2 separate regions of the Homo sapiens genome follow, and region 1 is linked to region 2. A link is a loop called in an ENCODE intact Hi-C map of the cell type or tissue named here. Cell type or tissue: dorsolateral prefrontal cortex. All regions are shown on one strand. Links, peaks and the distances in the headings refer to the core of each region. The heading gives the core; the rest is flanking DNA.

Evidence for each region. Hi-C counts contacts between places; a loop is a spot of excess contacts. Peaks named below come from ENCODE experiments on the same cell type or tissue, not always from the same donor. Only the 100,000 strongest peaks of a DNase experiment are listed, where the experiment ranks them.
Region 1: a loop joins it to region 2, with 5 times the contacts of the local background. A loop is called at or near these places in 4 of 110 quality-filtered maps.

What each region holds. Positions count from the first base shown.
Region 1 is chr2:148,639,788-148,642,706 of GRCh38, reverse strand. No RefSeq gene overlaps it. Among named protein-coding and RNA genes, the nearest start is that of EPC2, 3.5 kb to the left of the region's middle. In dorsolateral prefrontal cortex, for the core only: CTCF peaks have their summits at 1,544 and 1,744 (motif pointing left); a DNase peak (open chromatin) is centred at 1,726.
Region 2 is chr2:148,966,411-148,969,329 of GRCh38, reverse strand. The region is part of intron 11 of KIF5C (kinesin family member 5C); the gene reads right to left. Among named protein-coding and RNA genes, the nearest start is that of LYPD6B, 71 kb to the left of the region's middle. RefSeq lists a silencer at 2,001-2,295. In dorsolateral prefrontal cortex, for the core only: a CTCF peak has its summit at 1,666 (motif pointing right); no DNase peak of the experiment used is centred there; H3K27ac peaks cover 2,500 bases.

The DNA of each region.
Region 1 (2,919 bases), core at 260-2,759, 330 kb after region 2:
TATAATTTTACCAATAAGAAAACTGAGCATCAGATAATTTGCCAAATTTCAATTCCAACAACTTGCAGAACTGGGCTCAAATTCAGGTCTGACCTGACTCCAAAACTCTGGTTTTCTCAGTGGTGCTACCCTGCTATCCAAGCTCTTCAGCTTATTGACCAGTCAGCATTCTAAAGCTGCTAATTCAAAATTAGTTACTAAGACCTTCCAACCAACGGCCAAGGGAGCGCATAAGCCAGAGCCTAAAGTTGCAGTAGACCAAGGAGGGCAGGAACAACATCTGTCTGTCAATCACTGTATCCCCAGTTCCATGCCTCACATATGGCAGGCATCTAAAGTATATTTGTTGACTGATATTCCATGAAGAAATTCACTGATACTGACCCCATGCCACTCTAGTTTATAGTTCACATACCTCACTGGCCTGTCACCTGACCTAGCTATTGCTGCCAATATTTGTTCTTACTGTGGCCTACCCTGTTGTCCAGCTTTGTACCTTTGTGCATAGAGATTTTAGAACCAATTAATGTTATTCAAAAACACCTTTTTGAAACCTGGAATTTATAGGAAGGGATTTTTGCTGTTGTGGTTGTTTCTTTGTTGTTCTTTTACTTTGACCATGTAAAAGATTTCTTCCCCAAATCTCCATTTTCTTCTCACCCTGTAGGCAATGATTATAGAGCTGGGAATAAAACCATTTAAGGCAAATAACACAATATACTTTTCAACGGAGACACAGCCTGTGTTTTCTTGGCTTCCAATTCAGTGCCCAAACCGGAATGCCACTGTTCACTTTTGGAAAGTAACTTTTATTTGTATATAAATATTACTTTTCATAAAGTTTATTTCTGATTGATTTGTTGAATACTCATATAATTGTTAGTGCTAAAAGCAAAAAATATCTTCTTATAAAATAAAAAATTCTCTCATGAAATATTTTTATCAAGACCTGCCTCAAATGGGTGTGCAGCCTAATAGCCTATTTTAATTTCCACATACAATGCGCTAAGTATAGTCATTCTAAAATCAGTCCACTTCAGATATGCTCTAGACCAATTCCAAATGACATGCATTTAGCCCAGCAAGCATAATATATAAGCACCCAAGAATTAAAACCAGTTTAAAGCCATATCAAAATAAAATCACTGTCTAAATGTAGTCTAAATTAGAATAAATGTCAAATAACTGTTAGAATTAGGATTACATTCCAGTGTCCATCTCCCAGTACTATAATCAAGGCAGGCAGCTTCCAAATAATGGACAAATTACTTTTTGAAAGGAATCTTAAAACTAGTAAACACAGTTGCTATTCAACTATTTCAGAGTTTTGCAAATGTCACGTTCTTTCTAATTGGCTCCTGGTTTCAGCAAAACCATTTGAAAGTTAATTGGGTTAGTATGTGAACTGCATCTCCACCCCTCCCCCTTATGTTCCCAGGAATGAGCCTAGTACTAATAAAGCTTCGTTGTTTTCCATATGTAATCTGAATGTGGGGTCTGCATTCATTACAATCAACTGGAATCAGTTCTGTGGTTCCAGTGCCCTTTTCTGAGGCAGCTCTGCATCTTTGAGACATAGGGACAGAGACTACACTGAGAGGTGACCTGCCAAACATCTACTTCTACCTCTGCATTTGCCACCGTGGGAATAGCAGATGGTAAATAAAAATTTGTGACTGTGGCTCAGTTTCTTAGCAGCATCGCTCCTCTCAGACCTGGTTGGAATCACAGGGTGCCACCTTGTGTATAAGCTGACGATTTACTTCCCAGCTCCACAAAGGATCCAAATAGACTCCAAAATAATCAGCCTGAAAGCTCTGCATTTTGGTAACTAAAAAAAAAAGAAACAGATTTGAAAACACACAGCTCCAGAGGGTCCACAACACCCAATTTTGAATTGCACTGACAGCCTGTCTCATTTGTTGCCCCACCCGGACCGTAAAACACAACCAGTGCTCCACATTTGGAATAGATTGACGCTGCTCACTCAGGCTTTTGGATGGGGATAAGAGAAATAAGTAAAGCTCTTGTGATGAAGCTAACAAATCTGACTTGGACAGTTATGTGTGTCCAAACAGCAAGCAAGCTATGTAGATGTAATTTCAGGATTTTTTTTTTCTTTCTTTTTTTTTTTTTTTTTTTTGAGATGGAGTCTCTGTCACCCAGGCTGGAGTGCAGTGGTGCAATCTTGGCTCACTGCAACCTCTGCTTCCTGGGTTCAAGCAATTCTCCTGCCTCAGCCTCCTGAGTAGCTGAGATTACAGGCACATGCCACCACGCCTGGCTAATTTTTGTATTTTTAGTAGAGACAGGGTTTTGCCATGTTGGTCAGGCTGGTCTTGAACTCCTGACCTCATGATCTGCCTGCCTCAGCCTCCCAAAGTGCTGGGATTACAGGAGTGAGCCACCGTACCTGGCCTGGACTTTGGATTTTTGAGAGGCACTAGGTTCCATTGAGCTGATGAATATGAGCCTACTTGTTTTAATAAAATAAGTAAAATAATTATTTTTAAAAATAAGTACTTATTTTAATAAAATTGGATGATAGTGAGGTTTTAAAAATGACCGAGTTTGGAACAGAAATACAATTGTTGGAGCAAGGCCACGGGAGGTTAAAAAATAGGATCCTTTCCAATCCAGCTACCTTGCCCTTGAGAAATTCCACACTTGGAGGAAACCCACTCTAAATTCAGCACAGCTGTCATTCAGCTGAAGACACTATTACATTCATGGAACTAGCTGGATGATTCATATTATTTTCATAAGGGTGTTGGAGTGGAGATCCTGGGGCTTTGGGGGCTACAGATGCACACCCACTGTTGGTTTAGGGCTCCTGAAATGTATATTCTTCACAGTTTCTGTCTCCATTGGTGCATCCTGTTCTCCTGAGGCACCTCTGAAAGGTAACTTGGAAGGTTG
Region 2 (2,919 bases), core at 242-2,741:
GGAGCATTCACTGAAGCATACCTATAAGGCTTACAGAGCATTCTAATTATAAAATAAAAACTCCCAGAGGGCGTAAATAACATTTCTACAAAAAATAGAAATCCATCAACGGCAACAGATGAGAATGACACACTAATCAAAAATTCTCATTAGGGCTATTAAAATTTCTAAAATAGGTTTTTGGGTTTTTTTTTAAAGAAAGAAAACCATTAGACTGCCAGTAATTCATTAAAACTTCACACATGAAATAGCAACAAGCTAGTTATCCTTTTCATAAGTTGAGTTCCTAAAGCCTCAGGAGAACACAGAAAGGTAATTGCATTCTCTCAGTAACTCCAGAGCAGAGATTTGCTGGTTACTCACAGCTTCCGCCAGGAACCACAGCAGATCTGGCAAACGAGGTGCTTTCTTTTAATTCCAATTAAATAGGCCCAGTGGCAGACCTAATGGTAGGTAATTTCTGTATCAAAGAAACTAAAAGGAAATCTTTAAGTTGCCAGATGGGTGAGAGCAGCTGGCTACAAGATGTCATTATATAAATGTGATGTTAAAAAAAAAAAATCATTCTTTTATGAGATTATTTTGCATGCAAATAGCATCTTTCACCCTCATTCCTAAAAACACTGTAAGCAGCTTAAAACATCCTCTAATCCCTTCTAGAGCGATTTTCTAATAAACTGGTCACCTGGGACTCTGCATCCTCCTTACATTCATGACCACCTGAACAGGCCACAACATTCTCTTAGTAGACAGACGGTATTTCTATTACAGAGTTTGGTTGTGTTCTCAAAAGCAAGCAGAGGGCCTAGTAAATTAGATCGCTCCAATGAAATGCTAATTTCTGAGAGTCCATTATAATCATGGATCTAAGAAGGGAGCCAGCATCTTCGAAGATTTAATGCTAAAAGAGCAAATTGTGTTCCAATTGTGGTGGTCCCAAAGTTCCACAAAGCCCCAAATCAGACTAGAGGCTACAGATTTAGCTAGTTACTGAACCATGTCTGCTGGCCTCACAGGTTTTGAACTGGATGAACAAATCTGCGTTAGAGACTGCCGATTTTTCCACACTTTCTCAGCCTGTGATGAAATCATTTCTTTGCATGACTTCAGCAGATAAGGTAAATCTATATCCACTGTTTTTTAATCTTATAGGCAATTATTCAAGAGAAGAAAATCTGCAGATACACCAGTTTGTCAGGTCATTTCCTTGTTCTGACACCTGGATTTTCAGGTCCTCCTTTTTCTGACTTAAATCACTGTAAAAAATTATTTTTCAAGTGCAAAATTCAAAGTATCAGAAGACAGCATGTGTGAAGACTGACCTGGCAGCAACAGGAAGCCATGCATCCAGACTTCACCCCGCCCTCCCCATCCTCCTGTCAAGAGTTTTCCTGATGGATTGGGAGGAGGTTAGCATGAGCTGGAGCTGTAATTCACTCTGAATCCAACTATTTAACTCTATCTCCATATATAGGATTGTTCGAGTCTCTCCCGCACATATGAGCAACAAAGCAATAGAGCTTTAAAAAAAATTCCATTTTCTGGCAACTGCCCCACTCCATCCTATCTGTTCCTTAAGCAAGCAGGCTGAACAAATCTCCGTGAGGCTAAAGAGCCAACAGAGCCTCCAGATTCGAAGAAAGACCAGCCATCGATATCGGCCCACAAGATGTCACTAGTAGATTGTGGTGAACATTTGTTGCTTTTCAGCCACTCGACACCCATTCTTAGAAAATAGCACCTCAACTTCCTTTTAAGGAATTAGCCCCCTAAACTGCATGCAGTCTTCATCAGACAATGTATCAAAGTGCCCTGCCCTTCCCCAGCCAAGGCACACCAGCAAGCACAGTATTCCCACTTCTATCCTGGGCCTCTGCTTCTCCAACATAATCACATACAGAAGGGAAAAAGCATTAATTCCAGGTGTGGCCACTTAAGAGACCTGCCTGTCTCTGCTGCCTGTATCCCTGAAGCAGCCCCAGCCTACACTTGTCGGAGCCTGTTGCCTCTGCTTTGGAGTCTGCGAATCATTCGTATCCTTCTAACACATTCTCTTTTTGCTTTAGCCAGGCAGTGTCAATTCCTGTCGTTTGCAATCCAAGGATCCTAACTAGCACCCTGGGGAACGGAACCAGGCCAGTGGGTGGCTCTCCTTAGCCACATGCACATGCCCGGAGTTATCCTGCCTCCATGGCAATGTCAGAAAGGAATTAAAGCTTAGTGTAGTATATGTGATATGAGCCACAAGCCGCCTTCTGAGAATCAAGGTTCAACAGTGCCCAGAGGAGAAAACTGCTAGGCCTGCATTCTGAAGTGGCCCCTGTCTTACCTGGAGCTGCTATAAGAAAGTACCATAGACTGGGTGGCTTATAAAGAATTTATTACTTACAGTTCTGGAGGCTAGAAGTCCAAGATCAGAGTGCCAACATGATCTTGGCACTTGGTAAGGGCCCTCTTCGGGGTTTGCAGATGGCATCTCATTATAGTCTTACATAGTGGAGACCAGAGGGAAGGAAGCTCTCTCAGAACTCACAGGACACTAATGCCATTCATGAGAGTCCATCCTCAGAACCCAATCACCTCCCAAAGGCCCCACCTCCTACTATCACCACCTTAGGGGTTAAGATTTCAACATATGAATTTGGATGGGCACAAAACATTCAATCTATAGCATGCATCAAGCTACAAAGGGTTGAAAATTGGTACAGGTGGAGGTGTGGGGGAGGGCGAGAGCAACCTCTAGGCATGTAATAGTGCAGTATTTCACCAATTTTGAATGACATAAGGCAGGGCATGCCCTGTCCTGTGGCACAGTCCCAACACTGCCAGCTGGATCAAACTTACCTCTTTTCAGTTATCTCCATTATCTGCCTGCACCTGATCTGTAGTTGATTTCCTACTCCTTTGTATTGTTACTTC